Linked DNA regions of Homo sapiens: region 1 is linked to region 2. A link is an interaction called in ENCODE POLR2A ChIA-PET data of the cell type or tissue named here. Cell type or tissue: Caco-2. All regions are shown on one strand. Links, peaks and the distances in the headings refer to the core of each region. The heading gives the core; the rest is flanking DNA.

Region 1 (10,116 bases), core at 1,188-9,187, 150 kb before region 2:
AATGATTATGGTTTTTATTTTTTTTTTTTTTGAGACAAGGTCTTGCTCTGTCACACAGGCCAGAGTGCAGTGGCACAATCTCTGCTCACTGCAACCTCTGCCTCCCATGTTCAAGTGATTCGCGTGCCTCAGCCTCCTGAGTAGCTGAGATTATAGGCGTGCGCCACCACGCCTGGCTAATTTTTTGGTATTTTCAGTAGAGACAGGGTTTCACCATGTTGCCAGGCTGGTCTCGAACTTCTGGGCTCAAGTGATTCACCTGCCTCAGTCTCCCAAAGTGCTGAGATTGAGATTACAAGCATGAACCACTGAACCCAGGCTAATTATTTCCAGTTTTTTTCCTACAGATGGATTCTGACTATGTTGCCCAGGCTAGAGTGCAGTGGCTATTCACAGGTACGATCCCACTACAGATTAGCACAGGAGTTTTGACCTGTTCCATTTCTGACCTGGGCTGATTAACCCCTCTTTAGGCAACCTGGTGGTCCCTTGCTCCCAGGAGGTCACCATATTGATGCTGAACTTAGTGCAGACACTGGATTGGCAAAGTGCACCACAACCCAGGACTCCCAAGCTCAAGTGATCCTCCTGCCCCAGCCTCCCATGTGTATACCTTTCACCTATGCACCTATGCAGTGAGCCAAGATCACATCATTGCACTCCAGCCTGGGCAACAAGAGCAAGGCTCCGTCTCAAAAGAAAAAAAGAAGAAACCACGGGAAATGGGAAGTACCGAGGGATATGACAAGGCTAGCCCCACCCATCAAGGCAGGGGACAGAGCCTGAGAAAGAGCCTTCGGACACTCTCTCAAATGTTTTCATTTCCACTGAGATTCCTTTTGGATGTAAATGTTGACAGAGCATCATTTTTGTCCCAGGCACTTTGACCAGTCATGGCATTAGGTCCGCCCTGCAACTCTGAACAACGAAGCATCATTCCTGCCATTTCATGGATGGGAAAACCAAGCCCCAACGGGTTATGTGCTTTATCTGAGGTCCCACAGACCCAGACCTGTCTGGCTCAACCCATGTTCTTTTTGTTACCCCATGAAGCCTGTGAGCATCGGCTCTGCCCAGGGCCAGCTCCTCTGGAGGGAGAGTTCTGGATCAAGAACCAATCCATGTCCTCACTGTGGCTCCCCCCTCTGGAAGGAACAGGCAGTGCAGTTCCTTGGGGCATCCCTGACTCAAACCATCCCCTTGAGATCTGGCTCCCCTGCTTGGGTCACTGGGATCCATTCCTTCTTGGCCTCTTGGCTGGCAGGATCTTTCTTCTGTCTCATCACCACCTGCCTGCCCTCCCAGGTTCAAGTGATTCTCCTGCCTCAGCCTCCCGACTAGCTGGGATTACAGGCACCTGCCACCATGCCTGGCTAATTTTTGTATTGTTAGTAGAGACAGGGTTTCACCACGTTGGCCAGGCTGGTCTCGAACTCATGACCTCAGGTGATCCGCCCGCCTCGGCCTTCCAGTGTGCTGGGATCACAGCCATAAGCCACCGCGTCCGGCCTGGTTTCTTTATTTTAATTTTTATTGGAAGGCAGTCAGAGCCTGGAAGAGAGAGTCTGTTCCATCCAGTGTCGGAGCAAGAGACAGAGCCGCAGGCCCATTGAATGCATTACTCCCTTGGCTTATGGCTGAGATAAAGCCAGCTCTGTTGCCTGTGCGTGCTGGTAGACGATCCTGGACCTAAAAGGGGTGGGGAGGAAGGGGGAGTTGAGCGCTGATGTAGGAGAAGAAAAACTGCCTGCCTCCCATTCTTCAACCTTGACACTCTGTGTTCATGGGGAAAAAAAAAAAGGAGATTAGGAAAATAATAACCAACAGGAGAGTACCCGTGAGTCCTCCCATGGGCCAGGCACCATACCAAACCCTCAAAACAGCGCTCTTAGGAGGCCGCAGCCATTGCCATTTCCACCCTACAGATGAAGGGTTTAAAAAGCTGGGATTTCAAGGCTGAGCAACCTGCTGCAGAGCTGAATGTGCCCCTCCAATCAAGGCCTGCGCTCCTCAGCAGGACGCTGGAGGAAAAGGAGGGAGAGGAAGGAAGAAATGTACTGCAGTGTTCCAGGGCTGCTCTGTGTGGAAGAAACAGGGTTACTATTCAGGAGGCTGAGGTGGGGAGTTCAAGGCCAGCCTAGGCAACATAGCAAGACCTTGTCTCAATATAAATTAATTGAAATAAATGTTAAAATAAAATAAAAAAGACTGGGCACGGTGGCTCATGCTTGTAATCCCAGCACTTTGGGAGGCCAAGGTGAGGGGATCACCTGAGGTCGGGAGTTTGAGACCAGCCTGGTCAACATGGCGAAACCCCATCTCTACTAAAAATACAAAAATTAGCCGGGTGTGGTGGCGCATGCCTGTAATACCAGCTACTTGGGAGGCTGAGGCAGGAGAATCACTTGAACCCAGGAGGCGGAGGTTGTGGTGAGCCGAGATTGCACCACTGCACTCCAGCCTGGGCGACAGAGCAAGACTCTGTCTCAAAAAATAAAAATTAATTAAAATAAAATAAAATGAAATAAAATAAAATATAAAGAAGCAAGATTAAAGACTCAAAAGAGAAATCAACTTTGTCCCTTTCCTCTCACTTTCACTTTTCCCAGCTTGAGGCCAGGCATGACCTCCTACCCGAAGCATTTTCCAACATGAAGAGAAGCTATGGACAGAGAAGGAGGACAGGGGACGAATATACTGTTGGAGTTGTCAGCGCCAGGAACAGGAGAAGAGGGGATGACGGAGAGGCCCTTCCAGGCTCCAACGTGTAGCACCAGCCTTGGAGGGCTATCGTGGGCTACCCTGTCTCCCTCCTCCAGGGAGCCAGCATGGGGGGGCCACAAGGTGAAGGAGGGAGGGGTCCCTATGTGGGACCCCTGTCATGGGCAGAGCCACAGGATGACCCAGCAATGGGAGCAGCCAGCTCTGAGAAGTTGGAGGGCTGGGGGCTGTGAGAGGCAGGCAAGGTTAGAAATCCACAAAGCACAGGCTGTACACAGTTCATCAGACTCAGACCCAAGGAACTAAGGCAGGAGTTATTTTCCTAAAACAGATTAGTGTCCAGAAGTCAAAGATGAGGGAGTGGAAGGCCAGGCATAGTGGCTCACACCTATACAATATAATCTCAGCACTTTGGGAGGCTGAGGTGGGAGGATCACTGGAGGTCAAGAGTTTGAGATCAGCCTGGCCAACATGGTGAAACCCTGTCTCTACTAAAAATACAAAAATTAGCTGGGCATGGTGGCAGATGCCTGTAATCCCAGCTACATGGGAGGCTGAGGCAGGAGAATCACTCAAACTCAGGAGGCTGAGGCTTCAGTGACCCAAGACCATGCCACTGTACTCCAGCCTAGGTGACAGAGTGAGAATCTGTCTCAAAAAAAAAAAAAAAAAAAAATTAGGCCAGGTGCGGTGGCTCACACCTGTAATCCGAGCACTTTGGGAGGCCAAGGCGGGTGGATCATGAGGTCAGGAGTTTTTAAGACTAGCCTGGCCAAGATGGTGAAACCCTGTCACTACTAAAAATACAAAAAAATTAGCCGAGCGTGGCGCGGTGGCAGGCGCCTGTAATCCCAGCTACTCAGGAGGCTTAGGCAAAAGAATCGCTTGAACCCAGGAGGCAAAGGTTGCAAGCCAAGATTGCACCAGTTTGCTTTCTTATATGTTGTAGCAGCCCTGGGAATAATTAACCCTCAAGAAGCCAAGTCTTGGCCAGGCGTGGTGGCTCACATCTATAATCCCAACACTTTGGGAGGCCAAGTCAGGAGGATCACTTGAGGCCAGGAGTTCAAGATTAGCCTGGGCAACATAGCAAGACCTACAAAAAATAAAAAAGCCGACCATGATAGCATACATCTGTAGTCCTAGCTAATTGGGAGGCTGAGGTGGGGAAATTGCTTGAGCCCAGGAGTTCGAGGCTGAAGTGAGCTATGATAGCAACACTGCACTCCACCGCGGGTGAGAGACTGAGACTGCCTCAATCAATCAATCAATAAAAAAGAAGCCAAGCCTGGGAGGCTGAGGCAGGTGAATGGCGTGAACCCAGGAGGCGGAGCTTGCAGTGAGCCGAAATCGCTCCACTGCACTCCAGCCTGGGCGACAGAGCGAGACTCCGTCTCAAAAAAAAAAAAAAAAAAAAGCCAAGCCTCTGATCTTTATTTAGAAAGTGAAAAACTTACTGAATAATGCTTCAACAAACAAAACAATAATTTAAATGCTTACACTTTAAAAAAAAAGCTTGCACTTTGCAAATGTGGGCTCTAAAAGTTGACTATGCTTAGTTAAAATGGGTATGTCATGAGGAGTTTAAGGAACTTAAGCCCTAGAAAAGCTTCAAAGAGTTCCCAGAAAGCATAAAACCCTCAGCTGAGAAGAAAACAGAGATTTTTTTCCTGTGACTTTGAACAAGTCCCTCAAATCTCAAGCTCCCAGTCTATAGGCACTGCCTGGGCAGTATTACGTCATTACACCCATCTTTTATTTTTCACTGTCTCCCTCCTGCCTTTCTCTCGCGCGCACACTCCTTCTGTGGATTTGTGAGGCTAAGCCTCTCTTCTCTCTTCCCCCTTGCTTGAACTTTAGGCCTCTTTGCTGTCCCGCAGGACCATGGCTCCCAGCCCTTCTGAGCTAAAGATGAGGATGACCTTCCTCTGGTGTGGAGATGGACCTGAAGCCTGCTCCCACCGCGCGCAAATCACCCCGCCAGACCCCCCTCACTCTCATCAGGGCATTCCTCTGCTCAAAAACTTTCCGTCCCCCGCTTGAAATCTGGCTAAGCCTACCCATCAGACCTGATTCACCACTTGGTCCTCACTCGGCTGTTTCTGAAATGCCTAGCCTCTGCTTCCGGCCTCCACTGGTGCTGTTCCCTTCACTCAGAACCCTTTCCTTTCACCCACTTTCCTCCACCTATGCAAATGCTATTCAATGTTCCCGGCCCGGTCAAAGCTCCAGGGAACTTCCTCGAAGGCCCCAGCCTGTATTCCAGACCCGCCTTCCCCGCAGCCCACGGCATTTCCCTGCGGACTTCTGCTGTGCAGCCTGTGTTCCTTGACGGTGTCCTGCGTGAGTGGGGGCAGCGGGTCTATGAAGTCACTTCTCCTCTTGGAAGCTTTTCCTGACCACCTCCCTTCCCGCCCGGTCTGGGAGCCCTTCTGCAGCGCGCTCGGCCCTGGGCCCTCCCCGGCCCCCATCACCTGCATCGCCGGTCTCATGACTGTCATTACCCCGGCCCGACGGCAAGCTGCCTGGGGCAAGGGTGGTGCCTGACTCACTGCCCGAGGTGCCCCCGGCCCCGGCCCGGTGCCGAGAGTGTGTTAACTGCCTAGAGTAAGCGGGGCCGGGCACGCGGCCGCCGTTCCCCAGGCTTGGACGTCCAGGTCTAAGCCTCAGGCCGGAAGCACCTCGCGAATCCGCCCGGGCCTGGGTGGAATGGAGCCCGCGCGCGGCGGGCGTCCTCCCAGGAAGGGTTAAGCCACCTCTCCCCCACCCCGAGAGGCGAGGGGGCGAGTCCGGCAGAAGGTCCTGTTTACCGCAGCTCCGCGCGGGGCCGGGCCCTGGGAGAGGGGTTGCCGTGGCAACCGGCCGGGCGCCCGCCAGCTGCGGATTAGCTCACTGGGCCGGGCGGGATGGGTCGGGAGGAGGGGGCGCGCGTCGCGCAGATCGTCGCGGAGCCACGGCAGGAGGAGGCAGGGGCCGCGGGCGAGCCTGCGCTGGGCCGGCCGAGGGAAGCGCGCCGCTGGGGCCGGGGGCGGCGGGGACCCCACGGGAGCGCGCGCGGCGGGGACCCCCAGGGGCTTGCGGGCGGCCGGGGGAGGCTCGGCGGACAAAGGGGCGGAGGGCGGAGGGCCATGGCGTCCCCGGCACCCGCCGCCGCCCGCCCCCGAGCCGCGCCGCCAGCCGTCCCGGCCCGCCCCGGAGCCCCCAAGATGCGCCCCAGAGCCCGCGGAGCCGCCGCCCGCGGGGAGGTAGGGCCGGGCCGGGCCAGGGGGTGCAGGGTCGAGCTGGGGAGGGAAAGGGGACGGAGGAGGGGACGCGCGGGGGAGGGAGGAAACGGCTCGCGCGGCCTGAGCCCTGACGGGGGAAGCGGCTCTGCAGACGGGAGTCTGAGTTCCCGCCTGGTCCCGGGACTGTGCAGAGCGCGATCCAGGCGTTCCTCCCGGGCTCGGGCTGACTCCCAGGACTGAGCCCGGACGCCGCCGTCTCGCGCCTCGGGGACCTGCAGAAAGCCGGTAGACCCCCGCCCTGCGCCGTGCTGGGTCCCTCGGGGCGCGAGTGTGAGTGTGTGTGTGTCCGCGCGCGCGCGTGTGTGTGTGTGCGCGCTTGTGTGTCTGTGTGTGAGTGTGTCTGTGCGAGTGTGTGTGAGTGTGTGCGTGCGCGTGCAAGCGCGGGGCATCGAGGCGGCTGAGCAGCCGGGCCCCCCTCACAGCGGTCAGCATTTGCAGTCTTGGGAAAGCAAGAAGGTAAAGATGATTGAATGGTCTTACTTCTTCCACTTTGTCCCCAAGGGTGGAGTTGGGAGCAGATGGAGCCCAGGGGAAGTCTGGACACAATCGTATTAGGAGGGTCACAGAGAGCTGGGTGAGACCACGGAGTAGAGCCAGACCTCAGCCGTGGAATCTTGTCATGGGGGGCCTGGGACAGGAAGCAGGAAACTGGTCAGGGCTCTCCAGGGGCGTAAATTGGGCAAGGGAAGTGCAGTGACCCTGCCTTAACCAGCTGGTGCTGACTTCCAGCTGCTGTTCAGATGCGATTCAGGAATGTGACTTCCCCAAGGTTCCAAATGACATCGGACAGTAATGGGCTGGGGGTAACAGAGTTGTAATAGGCGTGCTACAGTAATCTTGTTAGTAAACTCTTAAACCCTCTGTGGTTACCACATAAAAGAAGAGAAAGAAATCCCTTCTCCTTACATCATCAAATATCAGATACCAAAAGAGTGGAGTAGAAAGTCTGGGTGGGCAGCGTGGGACGGAGCAGAACTCCGAGAGGAAGTATGTGTGAGTGTGCGAGTGTGTGTGTGTGTGTGTGTCAGAGACGGTTTCTGAGGCCTGGTAATGAAAAGGCTGGCGGGAGGCTGGCCTCCAGTCCTTTCGTTTGTTTTTTATTTTTATTTTTTTGAGACAGAGTCTTGCTCTGTCACCCTGGCTGGAGTGCGGTAGTGCAATCTCGACCCACTGCAACCTCAGCCCCCGGAGTTCAAGCAATTCTCCTGTCTCAGCTTCCCGAGTAGCTGGGATTACAGGCGCCCACCACCACACCCAGCTAATTTTTGTATTTTTAGTAGAGACGGGGTTTCACCATGTTGGCCAGGCTGGTCTTGAACTGCTGACCCCAGGTGATCTGCCCGCCTCGGCCTCGCAAAGTGCTGGGATTACAGGCTTGAGCCACTGTGCCTGGCCTCCAGTCCTTTCATTCTGGAAGATTAATAAAATCCTGTGTCATGTATTCTATTCATACCCTTACACAGCTCTGTGTGCTAGGCATGCGTGCTAGACATCAGTGGCACAGCGAGGAATGAGACGTCCCCCTTCCTTCCAGGAACACCATCCTAGCTGGGTAGTCAAACAAAAAAGTAAAACCAGTCCTGCCCAGCCTGGCTGTGAGGGCTGCATGGCATAGAACTAGGGCAGCCCAGAGAGGAGCCGGTGCAGGGAATCCCCACAGATTAGGTGATGCTTGGGCTAAGCCCTGAAAACCGCCTCACCAAGGAAACAGCAGGGAAGGTTGTTTCAGGCTGAAAGAACAGAATGTGCAAAGTCACCAAGAGAGTCTAGGAGAGGCCAGTGAGGGGAATTCAGTGTGGCTGCGGGTTGCAGTATGTGAGTGCATGCCGGGGAGAGGTGAGGCGGGAGCTGTCAGGGCAGAGGCACAGGGAAGGAAGGATCTGCCAGAAGGAGGCAGGAGTATGCACTGAAGCAGGAGTGATGCGCTCCTTCTAGTTGTTGGGTGGGGAGGCCTGGAGGAGGAGGAGGAGACCAAGGCTTTTTGCAACACCCAGGCCAGAATTACTGAGGAGCAGGAGAAACTGAAAGGATGCCAGGATCAAGAGGCAGGACCTGGTGACTGGTTTGGGCACAGATTATGATAACTTAGACTAAAAGCAAGTATGTACACAAATGCTCAGGAGAAAACAAAGCAAAGCAAAAGGAATGTGGACCTTCTGAGTGGCCTGCATTTAGCAGATTACAACACTTGGATAACGCATTTGGCTGTAAGTTTTCTGGCAGCTTAGGGACAAACAAAAATACACTGGGTTGCATAGTTTGGGATTTTGGACAACAGAAAGCCTACAAATTAATTCTCAGAACAAAATTTTTCCTGGAATTGAACTCAGCTGGGAATTTATCATGTGGAACTTTATGTAAAGACTGAAGAGTGACATAGAAAAAAAAAATCTTCGTTGCTGGTGTTACAAAAGATGGAAAGATAAAACTCCCCGTTACTGCCTTCCTCTACCATCCTGTTATGTCTAGGGGAGTGAACTGCACTTCTGTGAGGACTGGGTGTCATCTCAGAGTATGGGGCCAGGGAAATCCTATACAAAGGAGACAATGGTACCTTAAGTGCAGGAAGAGCTGACACCCATCTCTGTGAATGTAGAGAGCAAGGCGTCCGGGGTGCTCAACCATAAAGGGAAGGAGGCTTATCATAGTATAGCCCAGAGAGGGGTGGGCTGAGACTGTGGTCTGAGAAGGGGACAGGTAGGGCATAGCACGTTGGAAGGGCCAGCATCCAGGAATCCTGACCCCCGGGGAAGCAGGCAGGGAGTTCACACAGCATTATAGGATTCCATTCATATGGGCAAGTCCACTTCCCAGGGCGGTCCTGGTCATTCTGCCTCCAGACTGGATGTAGAGCCTGCCTCTAAAGGGGTAGGAAAAGGGTGGGACTCAGCAGACCAGAGATCCTCTTCAGGAGACCAGAGAGGCCCAGGAGGGTGGAAATCTTGTTTGCTACAACACAAGGAAGTTGCAGAGGAACCAGGAGTAGGAGCTGAGAACTGGGAGGTCCTGCAGACTCAGGCACAGATCTCCTGGCCAGGCTCTTCCCTTTGGTTTCTGCAGAAGGCAGAGAACCTGCAGAATCTATGTCCATACATTGCTAATGTGCCCTTTAAACTTTAAACTATTTCTTGCCAACTATAGCTGTCGTAAATTGACATTCAGTAGGAGTGGGATTCTACCCCTCCAATCAGATTTCTTAACATTTTTAATCTTGGGGTGTGCATTAGAATATACATTTAAATGCTGGGGAGGAGAGTTTGAGACTAGCCTGGGCAACATGGCGAGACCCCATCTCTATAAAAAGTAAAAGAAATTGGCCAGGCACAGTGGCCTACGCCTGTAATCCCAACGCTTTGGGAGGCCGAGGCAGGCAGATCACTTGAGATCAGGAGTTTGAGACCAGCCTGGCCAACCCTGTCTCTACTAAAAATACAAAAATTAGCCAGGCGTGGTGGCGCATGCCTGTAGTCCCAACTACTTGGGAGGCTGAGGCAGGAGAATCACTTGAACCCAGGAGGCGGAGGTTGCATGAGCCAAGATTGCATCACTACATTCCAGCCTGGGCGACAGAGCAAGACTCCATCTCAAAAATAAATAAATAAAAGAAATTAACCACACACAGTGACACACACCTGTAGTCCCAGCTACTCGGGAGACTGAAGTGGGAGGATCACTTGAGCCTAGGGAGGTTGAGGCTGCAGGGAGCTATGATTGTGCCACTTCACTCCAGCTTAGGCGACAGTGAGGCCCTGTGTCCAAAAAAAAAAAAAAAAAAAAAAAGGCTGGGGAGGGAGATTCAAAACAACTGATACTTAGGGCTCACTGCCTGGCATCAGTATTTTTTTGAGATCCCCAGATGATTTTAAGGTACAGCTGAGGTTGAGAGTGGCTGCTCTAGCAGTCACGTATAGAGAGCCCATCACAGGGCGGGACGGAAACTCAGATTCCAAAAGATCCCAGGTGGGACACATGGGATGCCTCGCAGGTCCTCAGAAGTGGACAAGGCTGGCCCTGCTTGTTCCTGGCGTTCCGCACAGTCTCCTGGACTCCTGTATCGCTGCTTCTCCCCCGAGGTCTTTACCAGCCCTCCTCTGTTCCTTCTGGCAGTCAC
Region 2 (10,116 bases), core at 710-8,709:
TGGAAAAGGAATCTGTTCTCCCTCTACCCCACCGCTCAGGACACTCTCATCCTGGCCGCCTGAGTCTGCTGCAGTCTCACTGGGTCTGATAATTTCTGCATGGCTGGTAGAGTACCACCCAAAGATACACTAAAGTGCGCTGTGAACTGGGGAGGAGGAATCTGCTCAGCAGGAACACTAGCTCTCACTGTGTCTCTAAAAGCGCCTTTGCAAAATTAAGACAGTAAGAGAAACCTGACATTGTTGCCGCCTCCAACTTGCTTCTAATCTCCAAGCTGTCCTGGGTCATTCCTGGGAGTAGGTCAAACTAACTTTGAGAGAAATTTAGTTTATAGTTTAACCTTAGGCCGGGCGCGGTGGCTCACACCTGTAAACCCAGCACCTTGGGAGGCCGAGGCGGGTGAATCACCTGAGGCCAGGAATTCAAGACTAGCCTGGCCAACATGGTGAAACCCCTGTGTCTACTAAAAATACCAAAAATTAGCCTGGCATGCTGGCATGTGCCTGTAATCCCAGCTACTTGGGAGGCTGAGACAGGAGAATTGCTTGAACCCAGGAGGTGGAGGTTGCAGTGAGCCAAGACCATGCCACTGCACTCCAGTCTGGGTGACAGAGCCCGACTCCATCTCAAAAAAAATAAATAAATAATTTAACCTTAAAGTGAGGATGATAATGGCCCTTCCCAAAACCAAACTGCCTTTGTAAAACTAATGAAAAGCCATAAGTTTAGGATTATGAGAGGAGCCTGAATTTTGCTGAGATATAGGCATCGTTAAAGGGTAACCAGCCATTGTTCTGGAGGTCACAAGATTTGTGACTTCCCCAATTACTCCTGCAGATAACATCACTATTGTAGAAGCTAAGATTGGCCTTCTGAGATGTCCTTTCACACTTTTACATTTCTGGCTACCTGATGGCTCCACCTGCACTTGTGACTCATGACTCACCCAGTCCTGTGGACCCACCCAGAGGGGAACTCAGCATACAAGCTCCATTTTCCACAGCCCTATGACTGCATCCCCAACATTCACTCCCCAACCCCTAGTCCACTGCCCACCAAACTATCCTTGAAAACCCCTAACCTCAGGTGGCGCAACTGGCTTGAGCGATTGGAAATAAGATGTAGAACCCCCAACGCAGACACTGAGTAGAATGAATTTTTTTTTTTTTTTTTTGAGATGGAGTTTCGCTCTTGTCGCCCAGGCTGGAGTGCAATGGCGTGATCTTGGTTTACTGCAACCTCAACCTCCTGGTTCAAGTGATTCTCCTGCCTCAGCTTCCCGAGTAAGCTGAGATTACAGGCATGCCACCACGCCTAGCAAATTTTTGTATTTTTAGTAGAGATGGGGTTTCACTATGTTGGCCAGGCTGGTTTTGAACTCCTGACTTCAGGTGATCCACCCACCTCCGCCTCCCAAAGTGCTGGGATTACAGACGTGAGCTACTGTGCCTGGCAATTTGCCGAACTTTCTTGTGACAAACTATCTGGATTTTTTAAAAAAGAAAAAGCAAGAATGAATCTTTCTGGTTTTTAGTTTTGTATAAATTAGGTTTCAAATCTTTACATTTCAGAAATAGTCATGGCTGGAAATGCTGTTAAGTTTTTTGGAACTCTTTTTTAAGATTATAGTATTTCCGGCTGGGCACAGTGGCTCATGCCTGTAATCCCAGCACTTTGGGAGGCTGAAGCGGGTGGATCACAAGGTCAGGAGTTCGAGACCAGCCTGATCAACATGGTGAAACCCCGTCTCTACTAAAAAAAAAATATACAAAAATTAGCCAGGTGTGGTGGCTGGCGCCTGTAATCCCAGCTACTCAGGAGGCTGAGGCAGGAGAATTGCTTGAACATGGGAGGTGGAGGTTATGGTGAGCTGAGATCATGCCACTGCACTTCAGCCTGGGTGACAGAGTGAAACTCTATCTAAAAAAAAAAAAAAAAAAGATTATAGTATTTCCTCTAAAAAAAATTAAAACTGGCCAGGCACAGTGGCTCACACCTGTAATCCCAGCACTTTGGGAGGCCAAGGCAGGTAGATCACGAGGTCAGGAGATCGAGACCATCCTGGCTAACACGGTGAAATCCCATCTCTACTAAAAATACAAAAAATTAGCCGGGCTTGGTGGCGGGCGCCTGTAGTCCCAGCTACTTGGGAGGCTGAGGTAGGAGAATCGCTTGAACTCAGGAGGCGGAGGTTGCAGTGAGCCAAGATGGCGCCATTGTACTCCAGCCTGGGAGACAGAGTGAGACTCCGTCTCAAAAAAAAAAAAAAAAAAAAAATTAAACCAGGTATTGATATGGCAAAAACAAAAACAAAAAAAAGAAAACAAAAGAAAATCCTTAACCTCAGAGCCTTCAAGGAGATTGATTTGTAGCCAGCTTCTGTCAATTCAGCGTTCTTTACTGTTCTTTACTGCTGTGCCATGGTCTCAGAGGATTGATTTTGTCTGTGCAGCAGGCAGGAAGAACCCATCAGGTGATTCCATCTCCCCTTCGCTCTCCAGTCGGCCTTATCTCTGACCAACCTTGGCCTGGCTCCCTGGGTCCAGCCACAGTGGCGTCAGCAGGTCCTGGATCACACCAAGCAGGGCCCAGCCTCCGGGCCATACCTGCTGTTCCCTCTGGCCTGTGCGCTCTTCCCTCATGTCTTCACATGGCTCATTCTTTCCAATCCTTTAGGACTACTTTCAAATATTGTCTTAGAAGGGCCTTCCCTGACCACCGTACCTGAATGAAGGAATGAAGGAATCCGCTGATGCTATTATCCCCTAAGACTGTGGCTCATTTAGGCTGCACCTGGAAGAGACATTTTCTTTCTTTTCTTTTCTTTTCTTTTTTTTTTTGAGATGGAGTCTTGCTCTGTCGTCCAGGCTGGAGTGCAATGGTGCAATCTTGGCTCACTGCAACCTCCGCCTCCTGGGTTCAAGTGATTCTCCTGCCTCAGCCTCCTGAGTAGCTGGGATTACAGGCATGCGCCACCACGCCTGGCTAATTTTTGTATTTTTGGTAGAGACGGGGTTTCACCATGTTGCTCAGGCTGGTCTTGAACTCCCGACCTCAGGTGATCCACCCGCCTCAGCCTCCCAAAGTGCTGGGATTACAGGCGTGAGCCACCGTGCCTGGCCTGAGGCCTTTCTTTATAAAGCAAGCTATATTTTCACCAAATAAGCCTAGGAAGTTCATCAATTCATTCTCAGCATTCACTTCCTAGTTTTTGCAGAGATTAGGCTGCCCTTCCTGGCTTTTCTTTCCTGGAAGGCTGGGTTCCGCTATGGCAGAGGAGAGCTGAAGCAGCATTAGTTCAAAGAGCACACACATCACTCACACAAGCTTACCACACAATGCAGTCAGGCTTTCTATCAAACTGCAGTGCAAACTCGTGCACGTGAATACACGTAGTTCCATTTATAACTTCTTTTTTTTTTTGAGACAGAGTTTCGCTCTTGTTGCCCAGGCTGGAGTGCAATGGCGCAATCTCGGCTAGCCACAACCTCCGCCTCTGGGTTCAAGCGATTCTCCTGCCTCAGCCTCCCAAGTAGCTGGGATTACAGGCAGGCACCCCTATGCCCAGCTAATTTTATATTTTTTAGTAGAGACAGGGTTTCTCCATGTTGGTCAGGCTGGTCTTGAACTCCTGACCTCATGCGATCTGCCCAACTCTGCCTCCCAAAGTGCTGGGATTACAGGGGTGAGCCACCGCGCCCGGCCTCCATTTATAACTTTTTTTTTTCTTTTTTGAGACGGAGTCTCTCTCTGTCCCCCAGGCTGGAGTGCAGTGGTGTGATCTCAGCTCAGTGCAAGCTCCGCCTCACAGGTTCATGCCGTTCTCCTGCCTCAGCCTCCCAAGTAGACAGGCGCCCACCACCACGCTCAGCTAATTTTTTATATTTTTAGTAGAGATGGGGTTTTACCGTGTTAGCCAGGATGGTCTCGATCTCCTGACCTCGTGATCCGCCTGCCTTGGCCTCCCAAAGTGCTGGGATTACAGGCGTGAGCCATCGCACCCGGCCCATTTATAACTTTTAAATCACACACACACACAAAATCAAGAACTCCTCAGTAATAAACGGATTTTATTTATTTATCTTTTTTTTTTTTCAAGACGGAGTCTCACTCTGTTGCCCAGGCTGGGGTGCAGTGGCGTGCTCTCAGCTCACTGCAACCTCCGCCTCCTGGGTTCAAGCGATTCTCCAGCCTCAGCCTCCCGAGGAGCTGGGATTACAGGTGCCTGCCACCACAGCCAGCTAATTTTTGTATTTTTAGTAGAGATGGGGTTCCACCATGTTGGCCAAGGTAATCTCAAACTCCTGACGTCAGGCGATCTACCTGCCTTGGCCTCCCAATGTGCTGGGATGAGACACTGCACCCGTTTTTTTTTTTTTTTGAGACTGAGTGTCACTCTATTGCCCAGGCTGGAGTGCAGTGCTGTGATCTCTGCCTCTCAGGTTCAAGGGATTCTCCTGCCTCAGCCTCTCCAGTAGCTGGGATTACAGGCACACCACCACACCCGGCTAATTTTTGTATTTTTAATAGAGATGGGGTTTTCCATGTTGGCTAGGCTGGTCTTAAACTCCTGACCTCAAATGATTTGTCCACCTCGGCCTCCCAAAGGGCTGGGATTACAGGCATGAGCCATTACTCCCGGCCTGTAAATGGATTTTAAACCAAAAACAAAACAAAAAAGTCAAGGAAGTAAAGGTTCAAGCATGTAAGAGTTTTCTAAATATAGCTTCTTGGTATTTTATTTTATTTACTTTTTTAGACAGTTTCGCTCTTGTTGCCCAGGCTGGAGTGCAATGGCGAGATCTCGGCTCACCACAACCTCCGCCTCCCAGGTTCAAGTGATTCTCCCGCCTCAGGCTCGAGAGTAGCTGGGATTACAGGCCTGCGCCAGCACGCCTGGCTAATTTTTTTGTATTTTTAGTAGAGACGGGGTTTCTCCATGTTGGTCAGGCTGGTCTTGAACCCCTGACCTCAGGTGATTCGCCCGCTTCGGCCTCCCAAAGTGCTGGGATTACAGGCATGAGCCACTGCGCTGGAAGGTATTGTATTTTAAATGCTTACTATCAGCCCTTTTCTGAAATCTAATTTATCTTTTTCCCACCGGCAGGTGGCCCTAGCACATTTCCATACTTTAGGACACCTATGGGCTGATTTCAGATCAGATTTGGTAGCAGGGTACAGAACAGAGGAAGATAACCTTATTGGCATTTTTGCCCCTCCCTAAAGAGAGCCCTCCAGCAGCATAAACTATTTGGTCAGCATAATCCCCTCCAGGGGTGAGGGCTGGGGTGGGAGAGCTGAGATATCTTGCCATTTCTAGAGAGGAACTGCTCTAAGTTTTCCTGTTCTTTTCCTAAAATCCTTTTGTTCCTAACCCTTTTGAGGGAGAAGGGGAGCTTAGAGATAGGGTAAGGCCCCACAAATTCATATTTGCATTCATTGATTCATGTGTCATCCATTCATTTGGCTTTTTATTTATTTTTATTTATTTATTTATTTATTTTGAGACGGAGTCTCGCTCTGTCACCCAGGCTGGAGTGCAGTGGTGCAATTTCAGCTCACTGCAAGCGCCGCCTCCTAGGTTCATGCCATTATCCTGCCTCAGCCTCCCGAGTAGCTGGGACTACATGCGCCCGCCACCACGCCCAGATAATTTTTGTATTTTTAGTAGAGAGGGGGTTTCACTGTGTTAATCAGGATGGTCTTGATCTCCTGACCTCGTGATCTGCCCGCCTCGGCCTCCCAAAGTGCTGGGATTACAGGCATGAGCCACCACGCCCGGCGGCTTTTTATTTTTTATTTCATAAAGATGGAGTCTTGCTATTTTGTCCAGGCTGATTGTGAACACCTGGCCTCAAATGAGCCTGCCGAGGTACTGGAATTAGAGGCGTGAGCCACTGCACCTGGACTCATTCATTTGTTTACTTGACAAACTTTCTTTTCAGATGGAGTCTCGCTCTGTCCCCTGGGGCTGTAATCTCGCTCTGCCCCCGCTGGGCTCGCAGTGGCACCAGTGGCGTGATTTCAGCTCACTGCACCTTCCGTCTCCCAGGTTCAAGCGATTCTCCTGCCTCAGCCTCCCAAGTAGCTGGGACTACAGGCATGCACCACTCATTTTTTTTTTTTTTTTTTTTTAGTTCTTCAGCTAAGACAGTGGAAGAGGGGTTTTATTGTATGGTTGCTATACTCAGCCACAAGTGGACACAGAAATAGTCCAGAATGGCCGGGTGCGGTGGCTTATGCCTGTAGTCCCAGCACTTTGGGAGGCCGAGGCGGGCGGATCATGAAGTCAGGAGTTCGAGACCAGCCTGACCAACTTGGTGAAATCCCATCTCTACCAAAAATACAAAAAAATTAGCTGGGCATGGTGGCGCACACCTGTAATCCCAGCTATTTAAGAGGCTGAGGCAGGACAATCGCGTGAACCCAGGAGGCGGAGATTGCAGTGAGCCGAGATCGCACCACTGCACTCCAGCCTGGGTGACAGAGCAAGATTCTGTCTCAAAAAATAAATAAATAAATAGTTCAGAATGTCACAGATCCAGGACAAAGGACCAACATGGACAGTTTTGGTTATTACCAAGGTGGGTCTCAGAGGTGGTCTTGGCGATCAGTTGGCGATAAAGTTCCAGGTCCATTGAGAAAGCTCTAGACAGTAGCATGCAGTCCAACAACTTGTACCAGCATTCCCAGCCTCTGGCATTCCATGTTTCTGCTTCTGTGGCCTCCACGGGTGCAACAAGCTAGTGGTTTACTTGGACCTCTGCCTCATCTTTCTTTTGGGCTTCAGCCTCCTCATGTGCTTCTTCCTCCACTTGGCTCTTGTAGCACAAAGGTTTCCAAGAAGATGGCACCAAGGCCAAGAGCTCATTTTTGTATTTTTGGTAGAGACGGGGGTTTCACTATGTTGGCCAGGCTGGTCTTGAACTGACCTCAAGTGACCCACCTGCTTCAGCCTCCCAAAGTGCTAGGATTGAAGGAATGAGACAGGGTTTTGCCATGTTTCCCAGGCTGGTCTTGAACCCCTGGCCTCAAGCAATCATCCCACCTTGGCCTCCCAAAGTGCTGGGATTACAAGGCATAAGACACCTCTCCTGGTTCCAGTTAATTTTCTAATGTTTTTCTAGAAATGGAGTCTTGCTATATTGCCCAGGCTGGTCTTGAGCTCCTGGCTTCAAGCGATCTTCCCACCTCAGCCTCCCAAAGTGCTGGAAGTACAGGCATGAGCCACTGCACCTGGCCAAACTGGATTGCTTATTAAAAAAAAAAAAAAAAAAAAAAATATATATATATATATATATATATATATATAAATGTACCAAAAATTAACACAGTATTTAATATTAAAAATAACTCGGCCAGGCGTGGTGGCTCATGCCTGTAATCCCAGCACTTTGGGAAGCTGAGGTGGGCGGATCATTTGAGGTCAGGAGTTGGAGACCAGCCTGGCCAACATGGTGAAATCCTGTCTCTACTGAAATTTCAAAAATTAGCTGGGTGTGGTGGCGCGCCTGTAATCCCAGCTACTTGGGAGGCTGAGGCAGGAGAATCACTTGAACCTGGGAAGCAGAGGTTGCGGTGAGCCGAGATCGCGTCATTGCACTGCAGTATGGACAATACAGCAAGACTCCGACTCAAAAATAAATAAATACAATAAAAATAAAATAACTCATGGGCTGGGTGTGGTGGTTCATGCCTGTAATCCCAGCACTTTGGGAGACTGAAGGGGGGTGGGGGGGTGGATTGCCTGAGGTCAGGAGTTTGAGACCAGCCTGGCCAACATGGCGAAACCCTGTCTCTACTAAAAACACAAAAATTAGCTGGGCATGGTGGTGCATGCCTGTAATCCCAGCTACTCAGGAGGCTGAGGCAGGAGAATCGCTTGAACCCAGGAGGCAGAGGTTGAAGTTAGCTGAGATCATACCACTGCACTCCAGCCTGGGTGACAGAGCAAGTCTCCATCTCTAAAAATAAAAATAAAATAGGCCCGGCACGGTGGCTCACGCCTGTAATCCCAGCACTTTGGGAGGACGAGGCGGGCAGATCATGAGGTCAGGAGATTGAGACTGTCCTGACTAACACGGTGAAACCCCGTTTCTATTAAAAATACAAAAAATTAGCTGGGCGTGGTGGCGGGCTCCTGTAGTCCCAGCTAGTTGGGAGGCTGAGGCAGGAGAATGGCGTGAACCTGGGAGGCAGAGCTTGCAGTGAGCCTAGATCATGCCACTACACTCCAGCCTGGGCAGCAGAGCGAAACTCCATCTCAAAAATAAAATAAAATAAAATAAATAAGATAACAATAAAAATAAAATAAAATAACTCATAGCTGGGGCTGATGGCTCACACCTGCAATCTTAGCATTATGGGATTACAAAGGGAGGCCCAGTCAGGAGCATTGATTGAGGAGGATTTAAAAGGCAGGGAACCACTGGTCTATAAGAGAATATAGACTGTTTTTACAGGGAACAAATCATTAATTAAACTCCCTTTGGAAAGAAAATAACACATAGATCAACATTATGTTTATTGTGTAGACTACAGTTTCCAGATTAAGGTTGTCAAAACTTGTGTAACATAGTACAAACTACATCTGCTGACAATAAAATATTCCACACTGGCTTGGGAAGATGCCAGACAAATCTCTTATCCTTTAACTTTGCAGCACTTAAAGTGATTGTGTCTTATTTGTAGTCTTCTCTTTTTTTTTTATTTTTTTGAGACAGAGTCTTGCTCTGTCGTCCAGGCTGGAGTGCAGTGGCGCGATCTCGGCTCACTGCAAGCTCTGCCTCCTGGGTTCATGCCATTCTCCCACCTCAGCCTTCTGAGTAGCTGGGACTACAGGCCCCCACCACCACACCCAGCTAATTTTGTTTTTGTATTTTTAGTAGAGATGGGGTTTCACCGTGTTAGCCAGGATGGTCTCGATCTCCTAGCCTCGTGATACGCCCGCCTTGGCCTCCCAAAGTGCTGGGATTACAGGCGTGAGCCACCGCGCCTGGCCGTAGCCTTTTCTTTCAAAGGAAAAACTCCTTTAGGGCAAGGCCTAACCTCCAGCACCAGCTCAGGGAAGCAATAAAGCAGAAGTTTAAATTCCTCAAGCTCCAAGCTCACTTATGGGCTATGTGATTACAGGCAACATTTGTGCATGACTCGACAACCTCATTTTCCGGGCCTTAAAATGGCAAAGTACTCTGTACTTCTCCTACTTCTAAAGGCCATTGTGGGACCCAAACTAGATAATGTAGATGTAAGGCCTTTGAAAATCAAGTGTGGTTCTTATATAAGGATGTGCATCTGTGACATAACCTCAGGAGGTGTTTTTAGTTTTTGTTTTTGTTTTTGTTTTTTTGAGATGGAGTCTCGCTCTGCTGACCAAGCTGGAGTGTGGTGGAGAAGCTGGGATTACAGGTGTGCCCCACCACGCCCAGCTAATTTTTTTGAGACAGAGTCTCACTCTGTCCCCCAGGCAGTAGTGCAATGGCATGATCTTAGCTCACTGCAACCTCCACCTCCAGGGTTCAAGTGATTCTCCTGCCTCAGCCTCCCAAGCAGCTGGGATTACAGGTGTACACAACCATGCCCGGCTAATTTTTGTATTTTTAGTAGAGATGGAGTTTCACCATGTTGGCCTGAGTGGTTTGGAACTCCTGACCTCAAGTAATCTGCCCACCACGGCCTCCCAGTGTGCTGGGATTACAGGCATAAGCCACTGTACTCAGCCTCAGGAGGTTCTTGATTACATGTGCCCAAGGTGGTCAGATCACAGCTTGCTTTTATACATTCTAAGGAGACATGAGCCGTCAATCAACATATGCACGATGAACATTGGTTCAGTCTGGAAAGGCAGGACAACTTGAAGCCAAAAAAGGGAAGATTCCAAGCCGGGAGGAGTTTTCCAGGTCATAGGTAGATAACAGGCAAATGGTTGCATTCTTTTGAGTTTCTGATTGGCCTCTCCAAAGGAGGCAATCAGATATGCGTTTATCTCAGTCACCAGAGGGGTGACTTTGAATAGAATGGGAGACAGTTTGGCCCTGAGAAGTTTCCAGCTTGACTTTTCCCTTTAGCTTAGTAATTTACAGGCCCCAACATTTATTTTCCTTTAACACTACGTG

The links. ChIA-PET counts read pairs that join two places held together with the same protein. Peaks named below come from ENCODE experiments on the same cell type or tissue, not always from the same donor. Only the 100,000 strongest peaks of a DNase experiment are listed, where the experiment ranks them.
Region 1: POLR2A ChIA-PET joins it to region 2 with 6 read pairs; 8 of 35 experiments call an interaction of 5 or more read pairs at or near these places.

Annotation. Positions count from the first base shown.
Region 1 is chr7:140,636,354-140,646,469 of GRCh38, reverse strand. DENND2A (DENN domain containing 2A) reads left to right here and starts at 5,657. Exons shown (of 20, transcript NM_015689.5): 1 at 5,657-5,966. LOC105375535 (a long non-coding RNA gene) reads right to left here and starts at 5,561. Exons shown (of 6, transcript XR_928047.3): 1 at 5,196-5,561. It also overlaps the pseudogene RN7SL771P. RefSeq lists a silencer at 5,467-5,761 and an enhancer at 9,661-10,116. In Caco-2, for the core only: no CTCF peak of the experiment used is centred there; a DNase peak (open chromatin) is centred at 5,528; H3K4me3 peaks cover 1,372 bases.
Region 2 is chr7:140,488,265-140,498,380 of GRCh38, reverse strand. No RefSeq gene overlaps it. Among named protein-coding and RNA genes, the nearest start is that of MKRN1, 14 kb to the right of the region's middle. In Caco-2, for the core only: a CTCF peak has its summit at 5,117 (motif pointing right); a DNase peak (open chromatin) is centred at 5,103.